5 separate regions of the Homo sapiens genome follow, and regions 2, 3, 4 and 5 are each linked to region 1. Evidence: chromatin contacts called from ENCODE Hi-C or POLR2A ChIA-PET data. All regions are on one chromosome and are shown on one strand. The core of a region is the stretch at or near the end of the contact, and the rest is flanking DNA. Distances in the headings are between cores, read along the strand shown. Region 1 holds the start of ZFP91 (ZFP91 zinc finger protein, atypical E3 ubiquitin ligase). Region 2 holds the start of MS4A1 (membrane spanning 4-domains A1). Region 3 overlaps SLC43A3 (solute carrier family 43 member 3). Region 4 holds the start of STX3 (syntaxin 3). Region 5 overlaps SLC43A1 (solute carrier family 43 member 1).

What was found. Hi-C counts contacts between places; a loop is a spot of excess contacts on that map. ChIA-PET counts read pairs that join two places held with the same protein, here RNA polymerase II (POLR2A). Pooled maps may share reads with other maps.
Region 2: a loop to region 1 is called in a map with no recorded cell type, with 9 times the contacts of the local background. The contact joins the promoter of MS4A1 here to the promoter of ZFP91 in region 1. A Hi-C loop is called at or near these places in 4 of 37 single-sample maps with no recorded cell type and 6 of 50 pooled maps.
Region 3: a loop to region 1 is called in a map with no recorded cell type, with 13 times the contacts of the local background. The contact joins the enhancer-like site here to the promoter of ZFP91 in region 1. A Hi-C loop is called at or near these places in 3 of 37 single-sample maps with no recorded cell type and 5 of 50 pooled maps. POLR2A ChIA-PET finds 5 or more read pairs at or near these places in 1 of 52 experiments (GM10248).
Region 4: a map of CD8-positive, alpha-beta T cell shows a loop between it and region 1 (12-fold over the local background). The contact joins the promoter of STX3 here to the promoter of ZFP91 in region 1. A Hi-C loop is called at or near these places in 2 of 168 maps with a recorded cell type or tissue (CD8-positive, alpha-beta T cell and sigmoid colon) and 12 of 50 pooled maps.
Region 5: a pooled map shows a loop between it and region 1 (6-fold over the local background). The contact joins the enhancer-like site here to the promoter of ZFP91 in region 1. A Hi-C loop is called at or near these places in 7 of 50 pooled maps. POLR2A ChIA-PET finds 5 or more read pairs at or near these places in 3 of 52 experiments (H1, OCI-LY7 and activated T-cell).

What each region holds. Positions count from the first base shown.
Region 1 is chr11:58,577,562-58,580,551 of GRCh38, reverse strand. It overlaps ZFP91 (ZFP91 zinc finger protein, atypical E3 ubiquitin ligase), which reads right to left and starts at 1,489. Exons shown (of 11, transcript NM_053023.5): 1 at 930-1,489. The coding sequence starts at 1,270. ZFP91-CNTF (ZFP91-CNTF readthrough (NMD candidate)) reads right to left here and starts at 1,438. Exons shown (of 13, transcript NR_024091.1): 1 at 930-1,438. It also overlaps a transcript of LPXN not described here. RefSeq lists enhancers at 420-1,111, 1,856-2,085, 1,805-2,497, 2,116-2,635, 2,656-2,735 and 1 more and a silencer at 1,016-1,435.
Region 2 is chr11:60,454,266-60,457,255 of GRCh38, reverse strand. MS4A1 (membrane spanning 4-domains A1) reads right to left here and starts at 1,409. Exons shown (of 8, transcript NM_152866.3): 1 at 1,311-1,409.
Region 3 is chr11:57,404,856-57,407,845 of GRCh38, reverse strand. SLC43A3 (solute carrier family 43 member 3) reads left to right here. Exons shown (of 14, transcript NM_199329.3): 14 at 1-892. The coding sequence ends at 54. Among named protein-coding and RNA genes, the nearest start is that of PRG2, 16 kb to the right of the region's middle. Within about 2 kb of position 1,250, at least 10 of the 41 ENCODE cell types and tissues checked have a DNase peak (open chromatin) inside an H3K27ac peak, as active enhancers do.
Region 4 is chr11:59,753,999-59,756,988 of GRCh38, reverse strand. It overlaps STX3 (syntaxin 3), which reads right to left and starts at 1,613. Exons shown (of 11, transcript NM_004177.5): 1 at 1,354-1,613. The coding sequence starts at 1,383. RefSeq lists a silencer at 1,413-1,672 and enhancers at 2,543-2,702, 2,639-2,933, 2,699-2,990, 2,683-2,990.
Region 5 is chr11:57,498,296-57,501,285 of GRCh38, reverse strand. It overlaps SLC43A1 (solute carrier family 43 member 1), which reads left to right. Exons shown (of 15, transcript NM_003627.6): 3 at 1-134; 4 at 243-298; 5 at 431-507. Among named protein-coding and RNA genes, the nearest start is that of SLC43A1, 16 kb to the left of the region's middle. RefSeq lists enhancers at 1-448, 449-1,224. Within about 2 kb of position 1,570, at least 25 of the 41 ENCODE cell types and tissues checked have a DNase peak (open chromatin) inside an H3K27ac peak, as active enhancers do.

The sequences.
Region 1 (2,990 bases), core at 240-2,739:
TTCTCTGTTTTTACTAATCTGTTTTCACTCAAAAATCAAAGGTCACTAATGATGTTTTCAGTCATGAATTGAATAGTCAATGTGATTAATTTCTAGAATTTACAAACTTGTGTGCTTCAGTATTCTTAACATGAGTATTATTTTAACGAACAATTTAAGACAATGCTCCTGGCCACCTGTTCATGTTTCCTCTATTACGTCTAGGTAATAAAGGAATTCCTCTCAGATGATTCTAATTTCAAGGATGAAGTTCCTACATTTAAAAACACGAAACACAAAGATAAAACATATGCTACTTAGTAAAAACAAACATTAAAGAATGCTCATATAATTTTATATGAAAGACTCCATACTTAAAATCGTAGCAGTGGGCTTTTAACCTGACCATAATAAGTGGCAAATTTCTCAAAAGAATGAGAAGGGTTGCGAAAAATTTAGAAAAGTGAAAAAAAAAAAAAGCTACATAAACACACTAGTACATCTGGCTCTTGAGCTAACGCGAAGGCGGGGGGGAATCATTTTTGAAGGCTATGATCGGGCTGTGTATTCCCTAAAGGGCATGTGATGTAATACTGGAGAGCCGCCTAAAGGAAAGGGATAGGGTGACAAAGGGGGTGCGGATGCCAGAAAGAGGGATGAGCCTGCGGGTGTCAGGGAGGAGGTGGATCACTAGCGAGTGCAGGGGTGTATCAAAAGATGATTTCGGGGAGTGGGGAAACGGCCCGACAAGCGAAGGTACAGGAGCGAGATGAGGGTGGCGCAGAGAGGAGGCACGAAGGCTCCCGGGGAAACGGTGTGACATCTGGCGTGCGGAGCCGGCAGGGGGCAGACCAGGCAGGATGTCACGTGGAGTAGGCGCTACGGGAGCCGAGAGGGTTGCGTACGGACAGAGGGGGGTCTTTCCCACCGCCTGAAAGACTGTTACTCACAGGAGTCGCGGACTCTTCTTGCCCTGAACTGGAGACGGGGACTTCGCGGCCTGGGGCTGCTGCCCGGGGACGTCGGGAGGCCTGGCGCTGGGGCTGCTCCTCCGCCGGCGGGGATACTCGGCCTTCCTCCGGCGGGACACAGCTGCGGCGGCGGCGGCCGCAGCGGCCCGGCCTCGGTCCCGACCTCCCCTCAGCACGCGGCTGCTAGTGGTCCCTGCAGGCGCCGCCGCGACCGCCTCAGGGGGCCGTTGTTGGGGCTCCTCCGGAGCCGCCTTGGCCGCCTCTCCCCCTTCCTGGTCCTGCTGCTCCGGGGGTCTCGGCTCTTCCGTCTCCCCCGGCATCGGGGCTTGTCCGTCCCCCACCCCCTAGTCCTAGGCGGCGGAGGCGGAGGCGGCGGCCTCGGCGCTGCTCCCCCCGCCCCCTCGCCTCCCGAAGCCTGCGGCTCACTCTCACCCTGCGCTCCTCTTTCCCCCCTCCCCTCCGCCCGGCTCCGAGGGCGCCCCCCCCACCCCCTGCCACTCAAGGTCCGCTACCGCTGGCGGCGCGCGCGCGCGCGCCACAGACGCTCAGCGGGCCAATCGGAAAAGAGGACAAGCCTCCTCACCCCGCCCCTCGCAGTCTTACACGCAGCGGCGCCCCAGGTTCCCTCCCCCACCCCTTCCTTCAGCCAATCAGGAAACGGCTAAAAGGGGAGCGCGCGAGGTTTCCTTCCCCGCGCACCCGTTCTCACCGTTAAACGGCTGTGTCTCGCGACAATCCCAAAGTGACCTTTTTCCCCCCTCCAGACTTCAACGCGCGCTAGGGGCAGTGCGAGGGGCAGGTCTCGCGAGGGAGGCGGGTGAGAAGAAATCGCACCTCTTTCCCCGCCTCACGCAAACCCTAGACTGGCTGCGCGCGCACCTGCCTCCCTGAGGAGCCACTGATACCACAAGGGCTCTTTCTATTCTTCTTTAGGCCGCAGAAGTAGCCTGGGCGTTCTTCCGCCTCCACCCTACCCCACTTTCCTGTCTTTGGCCTTTCTGTCCCCAGCGCCGCCAGATCTTGCGCGGAGAAGGGGGTAGTATTTTGAGCTGTCGCTTCTCCTTTAAGAAAAAAAGCCCCGTCGGTTGCCGGATGAAAGTCTCTGAAAAAATGGCGGCGGCAAAACGGAGGCGGGGTTGTGGGGGCAACGAGGGCCCGCCTCTTGGCGCATGCGCACCGTTAACTTAACCAAGGGCATTCTGGGAGATGAAGTCTTATTTCGCCTAGGCTTTAGGAAAAATAGATGGGAAACCAGAGGTGGAGAGGATGCCGGGAGGTTCTAACTGAGTCACGACGGGAAAGGTAGTTTACTTTCCGCAGTCTAGAGTTTACCTTTTTTTCGGGAGGCAGTGTTTCCGGGTTAGGTCGCGACGCGTGCCGTACATCCGGGCTCAAGCGTCGAGCCAATTGCTGGTCTGATGGGAGGGTTTTTCCTACTTTTTCTTACTTTTTATCTGGGCGTTGGCGTACCTTTCTCGGGGTGTCTGCGTAACTGCCCAGACTTGCCTTGGTTTGGTCAGATGACACCTCCTCTGGGACTGGCTAGCCAGCGTTCATGTCTACATTATTGATCTCGTCTTCCGGTGTGTGAGTCACTCACCTGTGAGCTCCTAGAGGTCAGCGACTAAATCTGGTTCCATGGGGTCCTTGGGCCCTCGGAGCCCTAGCACAAGGCCCACTACTCAGTTGGCTCTTAATCAAATCTGTGAAACGAATTATAAAGTTGCTTTTCTACTAGACCTTGTTGGGACACCAAGGAGCCGGCGTCGGTTGCTTAACTTGGATGCGGTGCCTGACCTAGAGGGAGGCGAAAGGGTTGTGAGCGTGACATGACTGGTGACCTACACCGAGAAGCTGAAGGGTCTCTTAAGCTCTGCGGCCGGAAGCCATCTGCTTCTGCGGTTTATACAATAGCAACTTTATCAGAGGTTACTTTTCTGCACGCTAGCGTATGACATTAATTTGTCTTCCTGATTCATCAAAGGGAATTTCCGTTGCAGTTGGTGATGCAGTGGGCCTCTCCCATTTCTTTTTTCTTTT
Region 2 (2,990 bases), core at 160-2,659, 1.9 Mb before region 1:
TATACATGTCCTCTACCTTCTTTCCTGAATCTTCTCAACTTTGAAGTGTTCCTTCTCCCTCCCTCTTTACTTTCAATCAAACTCTGCATTAGATATGCACATCACCTGAGGGCGTTCCTGCTCTCCTTGCCTGATTGCAAGGAATTCTTCAGAGCTCCTAGCTCTTTGCTTTCCTTACTAGACATCAACTACTTTCTTCGGAGAATCCTGTATCCTACTAGACTTGCATAGGGAACCTGTTTTCTATGTACTATGAGCTCAGTTACATTAAGCTGAACATCAAACTCAGCTACTTCCTCAGGGAAGCTTAACAAGTGCTCACAATGGCCAGGTGCAGTGGCTCACACCTGTAATCCCAGCACTTTGGGAAGCCGAGGCAGGTGGATCCCCTGAGGTCGGGAGCTCGAGACCAGCCTGGCCAACATGGAGAAACCTTGTCTCCACTAAAAAATGAACAAACAAACAAAACACACACACAAAAATGCTCACAATGCTGGATTAAACATTTCTTTCCACCGGATTCTCAGTGAGATTAAGCCATTTTATGGGAAACAGGGAAAGGGAATCACTTATATACTGGATTCAGAAAACAGTAATGGCATGATTAAAATTAATCCTTGTTTTCCTTCATTAGAGCTCCCCCACATCTGCAGCGCCCCCTCTTACTCTTGGTTTCCCATGTGATAGATTTGAGGCAGGATTTCATGCTCAACTTGGTGTCCACAAATCCCCTCCAGAAAATGTTAGCCTGTAAAGCCACCTATACTTCTAGGTATATTTACATTTAATGTAGACAAAAGCATTTACAGGAAGACAAATGGAGTTTTTTTCATTATGCCTATGACTGATTATTTTCTCATTTGGTATTGGGAAGTCCTAAGGGATTCAGGATTTTAGTTCCAATTTTCCTAATGTAATGGGTACCATTGCCCCCATTTTATAGATGAGGAAGCTGAGGCTTTAGAGGTTTAGTAATTTGCCCAAGGTTATATTGTTTGTTAGTGGTAGAGCTCCAGTTTGAACCCAATGGTTTAGAAACCATGATTTAATATATATGCTGCAATCTACTACTTTTGTGGAATGATTCACAGTTGACTGCATAGGGTAATTGTTGAGAGGGAGACTGATTAGAGGAGTGAGTGGGCAGCAAGCCTTGATATCGTCACCCCTCCTTAAGTCATAGAACTATTAGGAAGTCTGACTAGGGAAACTCTAGAATTAAGATCAAGAACCTCCAGTCTTCAAAACCATTCTATACCTTATCCATCACCTCCTTTAAGTCATTTAAAGAAAGCAAATTGATTCCTTACCTGAGTCTCCAAGGCCTCAAATCTCAAGGGCTGATTTGGATGCTAGCTGCGGAGTTCAGTGGGTGCAGTTTGTTTCTCAAGCACACTGGGAGGGTGAGTGGTGTAGTCCAGGCCTGAAGATGAAATCGCTGATAGACATCAGGTGACAGGAAATCAGTAGCTTCTGCTACCTTGGGCTTCGCTCCAATTACTTTGGTTTAACACTTACCATAGCTGAAGGAGGTGCAAAAAAAGTTTCTGCCTTACCAGGTTTCACTTCTTGAAAAAGACCCCAGGGGACTGCCTGGCATGCTCATGCTACCTTAATTAGAAGAACTTCTGCAGCCCCCACCCTATAAGCAGGTGTGGATGGTAGGTCCCTGAGGACAAGAAAGATTCTAGAAGTTGGTCAAAGATGGGCCGTTAGCACTGACTTTTACCTTCTGGCTTCACTTTTAGGGCTGAGTAGGTGGGCAGGAGGCATCCATGCAGAGATTCAAGAATCACTGAGGCTGTACACTTGGCAGCACTATACTTAGGGGTCCCCAAATATTGTCCTCATTGGCTCACACTTAAGTTTCTTATGAACCATGTATATATCTTGTGTCAGATTTAGCAGAAATGGCCTAAAATTATACTTTAGTGCCATAGTACATGTACCCAGCCACTCAAAGCAAGAATTAGCCTCCATATTTGGAAATATAAATTGAAATAGCACTTTTACCTCTGAACCCACCTTTTTCTTCTGTCTGTCAAGTTCCCTTGTGTCCCCTCTCTTTTTAGTCTAGTCTGGAGCTGCAGGGTCATCAAGCACAGTACTAGATCAAGTAGGGAAATGGAAGAAGTTGGTAGTGTCAGGAGAGTCTAAATATTTGGGATGTGAATCAAAGTTTTGCCCAAAGATAATGTCCTCTCTCTCCCCCTACAATATTCAACTTTTATGTTCATATGTGGGATTTTTAATTACATTTTTATTTCCCTGTTCATTGCTTCATTTTATTAGAGACACAGAGCTATAGTTAGGTAATTATTTGTTTATTTAATCTAAAGGGATGAAATATGGCAGGCAGCTCTGTTGCCTAATTCGAGGTTCATTCCTGTCTCTCTCTTTCATCTCTTCTCTCTTTCTCTTTCTGCCTCTCTTTTTAAATTTAAGATAGTTTGGAACCATAGGGTTAGATCCACTGGGTAGAAGTAGTTCTGGGGAGGCTGATTGTGGTGTGATATTTAAAAAGATGCCACTCTAAAAAAAAAAATTGTTGGAGCCGTTCATTAGGGGAACTGGCTACCATTTCAATAGAGAATTTACTTCTTCAAGAATACTCAAGTAAAGTCATGCAGTCACCTCTCAGAGATGCTGTAGAGTGAAGGAGAGTGGGAACAGAAGATCCATCATCCATTTAACATTCTAATTGAGGGTCTATGCATATCTGCTGAAATGCTTGAGTGATTGGTGATGGGAGGACAATTACCTAGGGTCTGAGTTGTGGATGATTGTGAAACCTGAGGTTTGAGTCCTGGATGGTGGGGTGGTTAGAGGCATGTGCCTTCATTTTAGTTGGCATGGGAACAGGGTCAGGACTTGGCAAATGTATGGCAGCAAAGGGGCTTGAGTTGTGGCAGCACAACCTGGTCTTTTGCATCCTTTTCTCTGTTTGAGCCCTGTATTTCCCCAGTCAGTCTCAGGTTGTTTGCTACTTT
Region 3 (2,990 bases), core at 1-2,500, 1.2 Mb after region 1:
CTGGTATATCGGGAATGCCGTACTTGGAAAGAAAGTCCCTCTGCAATTGCATAGTTCAGAAGCCCTCACTTTTCAGCCCCGAGGATGGTTTTGTTCATCTTCCACCACCTTTGAGGACCTCGTGTCCCAAAAGACTTTGCCTATCCCAGCAAAACACACACACACACACACACACACACAAAATAAAGACACACAAGGACGTCTGCGCAGCAAGAAAAGAATCTCAGTTGCCAAGCAGATTGATATCACACAGACTCAAAGCAAAGGCATGTGGAACTTCTTTATTTCAAAACAGAAGTGTCTCCTTGCACTTAGCCTTGGCAGACCCTTGACTCCAGGGGAGATGACCTGGGGGAGGAAGTGTGTCAACTATTTCTTTAGGCCTGTTTGGCTCCGAAGCCTATATGTGCCTGGATCCTCTGCCACGGGTTAAATTTTCAGGTGAAGAGTGAGGTTGTCATGGCCTCAGCTATGCTTCCTGGCTCTCCCTCAAGAGTGCAGCCTTGGCTAGAGAACTCACAGCTCTGGGAAAAAGAGGAGCAGACAGGGTTCCCTGGGCCCAGTCTCAGCCCAGCCACTGATGCTGGATGACCTTGGCCTGACCCTGGTCTGGTCTCAGAATCACTTTTCCCATCTGTAAAATTGAGATGAATTTTGGTGTTGAAAGTTCTTCCTGGAGCAGATGTCCTAGAAGGTTTTAGGAATAGTGACAGAGTCAGGCCACCCCAAGGGCCATGGGAGCCAGCTGACCTGCTTGACCGAAGGATTTCTGACAGACTATCTTTGGGGATGTTTTCAAGAAGGGATATAAGTTATTTACTTTGGGCATTTAAAAGAAAATTTCTCTCGGGAATAATTTTATAGAAAAATAAAGCTTCTGTGTCTAAGGCAACTACTGTTTCCATCTCTCTAGGCTTTGGGCCGGGGCTGTGTGTGTGTGTGTGTGTGTGTTTGTGTGTATGTGTATGTTTCTGAGGAGGCCCTACCCTGGCATGAGAGGGTAGGGAATCTGGCTACACATCTAGTGTGGCAGCTGGACCCAGAGGTGGGGCAGGAACCCTGACTATGATTCACCCCGCTGGTCCTGGGATGTGGGCCCAGAGACTTCCTCCCCCAGGAACCCCTCTGCTTCCTCTTCCTCTCCACATCCTTAACTAACTTTAGCAGAACCCTACTCCTCACTACACACCCCCAGCTAGAAGCGCTGGATGGAATCAGAAATTCCTAGTTTGAGTTTCAATTCTGCCCCTCAGCAGCTGGGCAAGCCCCTTAACCACTCTGAGTCACTAGTTCCCCACCTGCAAAGTGCAGTTAATCATTTCTATCTCTGATGGCGATTGTGAGAATGTAAAGTCATTGCAACTGCCTAGCACATGGTAGGAGCACATGAGGGTTTGCTCCTGTGTTTACTCATGACCCTTGGGGAGGACGGGGGCAAAGAGGGAGAAGTTGAGGGTGCAGGAGGAGAGATGGCAGGTGGGTGGGATGGGAGAATCTGGGGCACACCTGCTGTCTCATTCCCACCTTGCTAGGAGAGGGACTAGGAAAGAACAGTGGGAGGCAGGGGGATGGGGGTGGAAGGCAGGGGGTGGCAGGCAGGTTCATCCATCCATTCATTCAACAAATGTTTATTGAGCACCTGCCACGTGTCAGGCCCTGTCCTGGGTGCTGGGGCTATAAAGATGCAGAAGGGTCTGAAACCCAGCTCTTCCTTCTTCCTGTGGATGTCGGGGTGTAATTTCCAGGGGCCAGGAGCCTGGGTCTGAGGGCGGACACCAAAGTTCTAGTGGTGTCTATTAGCAGCGTTTAAATCTAATGGATGGATTTGGTCTTGTTACCCTGCTCAAAAGCTTTCAGCAGCTCCCCACTGTCCACAGGACAAAAATCCAGATGCTAGCCTGGCATTCAAGGCTGTCACTAGTGTGATCTCAACCTCTCCCCTTCCCTCTTTACCTCCTACCAACAGCGGGGCAGAGCCCACCCCTGTGGACCAAGATTCCCAGTCTCTGGGTCTGTGTGTGCACCAGTTCCTCTGCGTGGGTGGCTCACCCTGCCTCAGCTTGTGAAATCCATCTGGTCTGCTGGGATCCTGCTCAAAATGTCATCTTCTCCAAAAATCATTACTCAGGCTTTCCAGCATGTCTGAGTCCCTGGCACTTGGTCACACCCTTCCTGGTGACTGGCATTTGCCTCCACATCATGACCCTCCCACCCCTTGCCTGGGCAGCATACTCCAGGAGGCAAGGTCTGTTCTCGCCTGGCTCTAATTAATCTGTGCTTACCATCCACATGGTACCAGCTAATTCTTGTTGAATGAATGATCGTTGAATGAGTGGATTCTTGTTTTGGCCTCAGAACCAATTAGAAGGAGCCAGAAAAACACATGGGGGTGGGGGAGGTGCAGTGTGGTGCAGTGGAAAAAAACCCTTCTGGAAATCTCAGCTCTGTCACTTACTTTGTCAGCTCTGTGACTTTGGATGGACCACTTCTTTGTCAGTATGGTGGGAGAAATAGACATGCCTCTCTGGGCTGTTGTAAGGATTACAAATTAGGTCGAGTGCTTGGCATGTGGTGGGTTGAACAGATCACAGCTAGCATTACAGATGATATATTAAAGCCAAAAAAAGATGCCTAATGTCCACCAGTTGGTGAACGGACAAAGGAAATGTACCATATTTGGGATATTATTTGGCAATCAAAAAAAGTACTGACACCTGCTACAACACGGATGAATCTTGAAAACATTAGACTAAGTGAAAGAAGCCAGACACAAGAAACTGCTAATGATTCCATTTAAATATGAAATATCGGGCCAGGGTGCAGTGGCTCATGCCTGTAATCCCAGCACTTTGGGATGCCAAGGTGGGCAGATCACTTGAGGCCAGGAGTTCGTGACCAGCCTGGCCAACATGGCGAAACCCCGTCTCTACTAAAAATTAGCCGAGTGTAGTGGCATGCACCTGTAATCCCAGCTACTTGGTTGGCTGAGG
Region 4 (2,990 bases), core at 364-2,863, 1.2 Mb before region 1:
TCCTCCGCAGCCCTGCTACACAGAACAGGTGAAACAGGAATGAAGGTCTCATCCAAGCAAGGGAGAAAAAGGATAAACTCTTGTAACATCATCCCAGCAGTCCCTGACATCTGCATTTTCCCAAGAGCACTCACAGTTATTAGCATATTTCACCATTTATTAAGTCCCCCGTGCCATGCACCCTAAAAGTGTTCTTAAGCATCTTCTGTTGCATTTCGACCTTACAACTACCCATTTTACAAATGACAAAACTTAGGCTGGGATTTTAAGGGATCACCAGTAAGCAGTGGAGCCAGGAGACAACCCCAGTTCTAATCCAGTCCAGTGCTTCCCAAACTGTAATGTGCCCATGAATCACCTGGGGAAATGGATGAATAATTAGATTCTGATTCTGCGGGGCTAGACTCAGGCCTAAGCTGCTACACTTGTAACAAGCTCCAAAGTAGATGGACTAAACTCTTGAGTGTCAAGGGCTAGATTTTAATTCTATTAAGGTAGAACCTGTGCCACTGAATCTCCAAGGCTTAGCACTGGACCTCCCCATAGAATACACTCAATAATTATGTACTGAATGAGTCAATGAATATCTGGCTTAAAACCCTATGCGTTAACCCTTTTCTGTATCAAGTTCCATTGTATCAGCTGATCCTCCCAACAAATTCCTAGGGTATGATCATTCCCATTTGATAGATAAGGAAACAGAGACTCACAGTAAGTAACCTAAGGCTTTACAGCTTTTGCGCAGCCAAGGCTGGAGGTAGTCTACCTTCAGATCCTTTGACCTAACCACAGCTGTTCCAAAAGATACGGCGGGGGAGGGGGGGACAATGACACCCGGGGATAACAATTACAGACCACCGGTTGGAGAGGAGCTGACCCATCCCAGCATGTGACCGGCTCACAGCTCCAGAGGTCACCAGAGAGCTCTGAGCTGCTCCCTGGGGGAAGGGGCAGCCAGGCCTGTAGCACCTCAGGAGAGAAACAGGAAAGGGAGAAGGAGGCTGGTCCTGGGCATAGTGCCAGGCAGCAGTGGGCAGGTGGTGAAGGGACCCCTGACCTCCCGGGCCCAAGCACCCGCTTCGGGAACCAGCTCTGGACAGACACTGTCCAGCTTGCGGGGTGGGAGAGTTAGAGGCGTTCAGGAAAATCATTGCCTAGCGATGAATCACCGGGCACATGACCCCGCAGGGGAGGGGAGGGGAGGGTGCGGAACCGGCGCGGGAAGCGGTGGGGGCTTGGGGAGGGCAAGCCTCCGGCTCGGGCCCCCCTCCAGCCTCGACTTGGGGAGCAAAGGGAAGCCCCTCTCCCATGCAGCACCCCTCCTGGCAGCACCCCGCCTGCGGCGAAACTCACGGCCTTCAGCTGCTCCAGACGGTCCTTCATCCTGAAGCCCAGGCGCCCGGAGGCAGGTAGCGCGTCCCAGGTGAGCGCGTCCCAGGTGAGCGCTTCCCAGGTGAGCTGCCGGAAGCGGCGGCCGGGCCCGCCGGGGCGAAGGAGCTGGAGGCGCAGGCGGCGGCGGGCGGCGGCCGCTAGCTAGGAGGAGCGTCCGAGGCCACGGGAGCCTCCGCCGCGCAGCCCCCTCCGCCCCCACCGGCGCCTCGCGCTCCAAATCCGGCTCCCGGGCCGGCGCCGGCGCAGCGCTGATCCGCCCTGGACCCGCCCCTACCTGGCCGCGCCCCTCGCTCCTTCTTAAAGGGCCCGCGTCCCGCCACCGCCCGGCCGCCCGGGGCGTCTCCAAAGCCCCCTTCCCTAACCCGAGAGCCCTCCAGACACGCGTGGAGTCCGGGGAGAGGCCCCTGCACCGGCGGATCCTGCCGCAGGGCCGAGGAAGAGCAAGAGCGACTGTCTGGCTGCGGTCATTCGCTGTCTGTGCCGGGCTCCTCGCTAGGATCCAGTTCTTAGCCGACTCCTTGCTAGGCGGGGACAAGCTCCCGAAAACAAATAAGACAATGTGATGTGGGCTACATTGGGTGGCAGTCGAGTGTTCTAAAAATATCCCGCCAGGAGGAAGGCATTCCGAGTAGCGGGATCCCGCGCAGCCTCAGGGCTGCTGGCAGTGAAAGTGGGGGGATGGAGGAGGTGTCCAGAGGAAAGACCTGGAGATCTGGAGATACAGGACGGTCAGGGTGGTCAGAGAATTTGGATCTTTTGCTTGTTGGAAATCGGGACCGCTCCGAGAAACGTAAGCAGCTCGATGTTGTTAGTGCCAGTGGAGACACTTGGCACTCACAATTTGCAGACGTTTGGGAAAGCATCGTTTCTCAAGAGGACCCCGTTCCCGTGTCTGTAAATCAGAGATGGTACCCACTTCGTAGTTCGCTGTGAAGCCTGTGAGCGAGGAGGGGCTTTAAAATACAGAACTTTGCACTGGAGCGCTCCCCGTCCTCGCAGCCTGCTTGGTGTGCAGGTGGTTCCCAGGCGGCTTCTGCTTCCGAAAAGCAGATCGTCCCTTTATCTCGAGTCTTCTCCCCGCCTCTCCCTCTTCTCCCTACCCTATTTGTCTTCTTGGGAACAAATGGCACATTCATCAGAGTGGAGATCCATAAACGGGACTGGCGAGCCGAAGATTTAATTCTGAAGAATAGGATCTGCTCTGTGCTTTCAGGTTAAAAAGCTGTAAATATCTTTGTAATTCTAGCAGTACTTTGCCCTCTTCTGCCATCTGAACGCGTGCTCCCTGCTGACCTCATCGGCTCCCATAAAGATACGGTGCGTATGGCAGAGGTCGGGCTTTGAGCCGGCCCCGCGGGTCTCGGCCGTAGTTCTCTCTCGCGTCCGGCACACTTCCTTCTGCCCGCTGTGCTCGCTGGGCAGGTTGTCCCCGCCTTAGTACCAGGAGGGCTTCCGCGCCCCCTGGTGGTCATACTAGGAAAGGCGAGTAGATCAGAAATACACACTGTCCCACCTCCTTCCCCTAACACATTTTTGGGGAGTTTGGGGGTTGTTTGTTTGTTTGTTTGTTTGTTTGTTTGTTTTTTAGACAGAGTCTC
Region 5 (2,990 bases), core at 321-2,820, 1.1 Mb after region 1:
CCAGGCTGTGACCAGCAGGACGAGATGCTCAACCTGGGCTTCACCATTGGTTCCTTCGTGCTCAGCGCCACCACCCTGCCACTGGGGATCCTCATGGACCGCTTTGGCCCCCGACCCGTGCGGCTGGTTGGCAGGTGAGGTGGCTGGGCTATGGGGAACGGGAGGACAGGGACCGTGCTGCAGGGGGAGGGGAGGGGGGGTGCTCACAGGCCAACCCCTCGCCCTTCCCTGTGTCTCCACAGTGCCTGCTTCACTGCGTCCTGCACCCTCATGGCCCTGGCCTCCCGGGACGTGGAAGGTGAGTTGTCTGTCCTCTTGTGGCCCCACAAGAAAAGAATAGGTGGGATGAAGGCGGATGTTTACCCCAGCTCCCGCCCTTGGCTTCCCACAGCTCCCCAAATGCCCTCATCTGCTGCTTTCCCCTTTCCAGCTCTGTCTCCGTTGATATTCCTGGCGCTGTCCCTGAATGGCTTTGGTGGCATCTGCCTAACGTTCACTTCACTCACGGTGAGTGTCACAGGCCTGGCCTGGCAGCAGAGTTCCCCCGAGTGGGGTGAGGGCAGAGTGAGTGGGGTGAGGGCAGTATGAATGGGCTGGGGGAGGGGCCTGTGGACGCAGATCACTAGATCAAGTGAGTGTGTGAGAAACTGTGCAGGTGGCTGCAAAGAGCAGGTGTGAGGCTGTGTGTGTGTGGATGAGGCTGTGTGTCGGGGTGTATGTTAATGTGTGTGTTTGTGTGTACAGAGCCCATGAATGTCCATGGAGCTCTGTTCTAGGTCCTGGACTACAGCACAATCAGGACTGACCGAGTCATCCTCCCTGCTGGAGGTTACATTTTGGGGGTGAGGGGCACAGATAACCCAATAAACAAGTAAACTAATAAATTATGTCAGTCGTCATAGGTGCTGGGAAGAAAATAAAACTGGGTAACATGATCTTGAGGGGGAGGGAGCAGCTTGAGATAGCGTGTGCACGCTTGCCATGTCGTGGGAGAGTGGGTGTGTGACCCCGTCCCTGTGAAAGCCATGAGTTGGTAGGTGTGTTTGTGAGTGTACTAGGTTGAACCATATGAAATTGTCGACACCTCGTCGTGCACATGGCTTGACCTATTACATGTGGTGAGTGGTGTATGTGTGTTGCTCAAAGTGTGTTTATTTATGTGAGTGTGTAAACGCGTTAAAGGCTTAGGAGTGTTAAAGGCTTAGGGAGGTTGGAGGGGAAGGTTCCTGGCCGGGCTGGCTCGGACTGTTTATCTCTGAGAAGGGCTGCCTGACTGGGTGGTTTTGGCTGAATTTCACCTCTCCCCAGCAGCCGCCTTTAATTCCAACCGGGGACATTTCACAGCTCTAAAGGAAGGAAGCGGATCCCTTTCTCCCCGCCCCTCTGCGCAGCCCCTTCTCCCTGCTGTGCAACTTGGCCCAGGGCCCTAAATCCCTTCTCTCCGGCGCTTGACCTCAGACCCTCCCTGGCGGCCGGGTGGGGCTTGTCCAGCGGCTCCTCCCTGCTATGTCCCCGCCTCCTGTAATCTCCAGCCAATGGCAGGGTCCGGCGCTGGCACCGCCCCTCAGCCTCTCCCCGCTCCCTCTGGCCGGCCCCGCCCCCTGGGCCGCTGCTCTTGGCCCAGACTTGGACGAGGACGTCCCGTGCTGAGTCTTGCGGGCCCAGCTGCTGTTGCCACGCACGCTGCAAGGCCGCCAGCCCGGGGTTAGCCGGCCGGCCTCGCCTTACCCACGGTACTGGGCGCAGACAGCGTTTGTGGCCCCTTGGAGGGGAGGGGGCCCTGCCCCTCTCCAGGCCTGGCAGCCTTCCGTGGCGTCCTTGGCAGTGGTGCCTCACGGATGCAGGGTGCAGGAAAACCTCTGCCTGAGTGGGTAGAGGTTTTTCCTGAGCCAGCCACTTCAGGGGAAGGGGGAAGGATAATTTAGTTATATGTGTTTAAACACCATTTTTTTTTTTTTTGTTGAGACGGAGTCTCGCAGTGTCGCCCAGGCTGGAGTGCAGTGGCGCGATCTCGGCTCACTGCAACCTCTGCCTCCTAGGTTCAAGCAATTCTCCTGCCTCAGCCTCCCGAGTAGCTGGGACTACAGGTGCACGCCTCCACGCCCGGCTAATTTTTTCGTATTTTAGTGGAGACGGGGTTTCACCGTGTTGCTCAGGCTGGTCGCGAACTCCTGAGCTCAGGCAATCCACCCGCCTCGGCCTCCCAAAGTGCTGGGATTACAGGTGTGAGCCACTGCGCCCGGCCTAAACGCCTTTTTTACCAGAGCTGTTGAGGCCTCCCTTCAGAGTCTCAGTTTCCCCCTCTGTGGAGTGTGTTTAGGCTTTGTACGGATCCTAAGGTCCTTCTCAGCTGTGGGATCTAGTGACTTGGGGAGGATGGTGGGGCCAGAGGAGGGTGTGTGCGAAGGGCATCCTGACTTTGCCTTCCCCTGCCCTGAGGGCTTGGCTGAGGCAGGTGAGTGGAACACATGATCAATTAAATTCTCTCCTGGTGTGGGTTCTGACCCTGCTCTGCGTCAGAGCCACCTCCTCTGGAGACTGTCTGCCCTGGCTCAGTTCCCTCCCTTATTTCCACCCTCACCTCCCAGGATGTGATTTGTCCTGATTAGGCAGAAACTGGGCTGGGACGTCAACCGAGAGGGTTAAGAGGCACTGCCTATTACCGGGACACAGCCATGGTCACAGCCTTGGGTTAGGGCTGGGACAACGACAATGGGGAGAAAGCCATTAATGTGCTCTGTGAACTTGAGTACACTTTTCCTCCCTGGGTCTCAATTGTCTCATCTCAAATGGGTTGGACAAGATCACTGTTTCTTTCTTTTCTTTTCTTTTTTTTTGGGGGGTGGGGACATAGTCTCGCTCTGTCACCCAGGCTAAAGTGCAGTGGTGCGATCTCGGCTCACTGCAACCTCCACCTCCCAGGTTCAAGCGATTCTCCTGCCTCAGCCTCTGGAGTAGGTGGGATTACAGGCGCATGCCACCATGCCTAG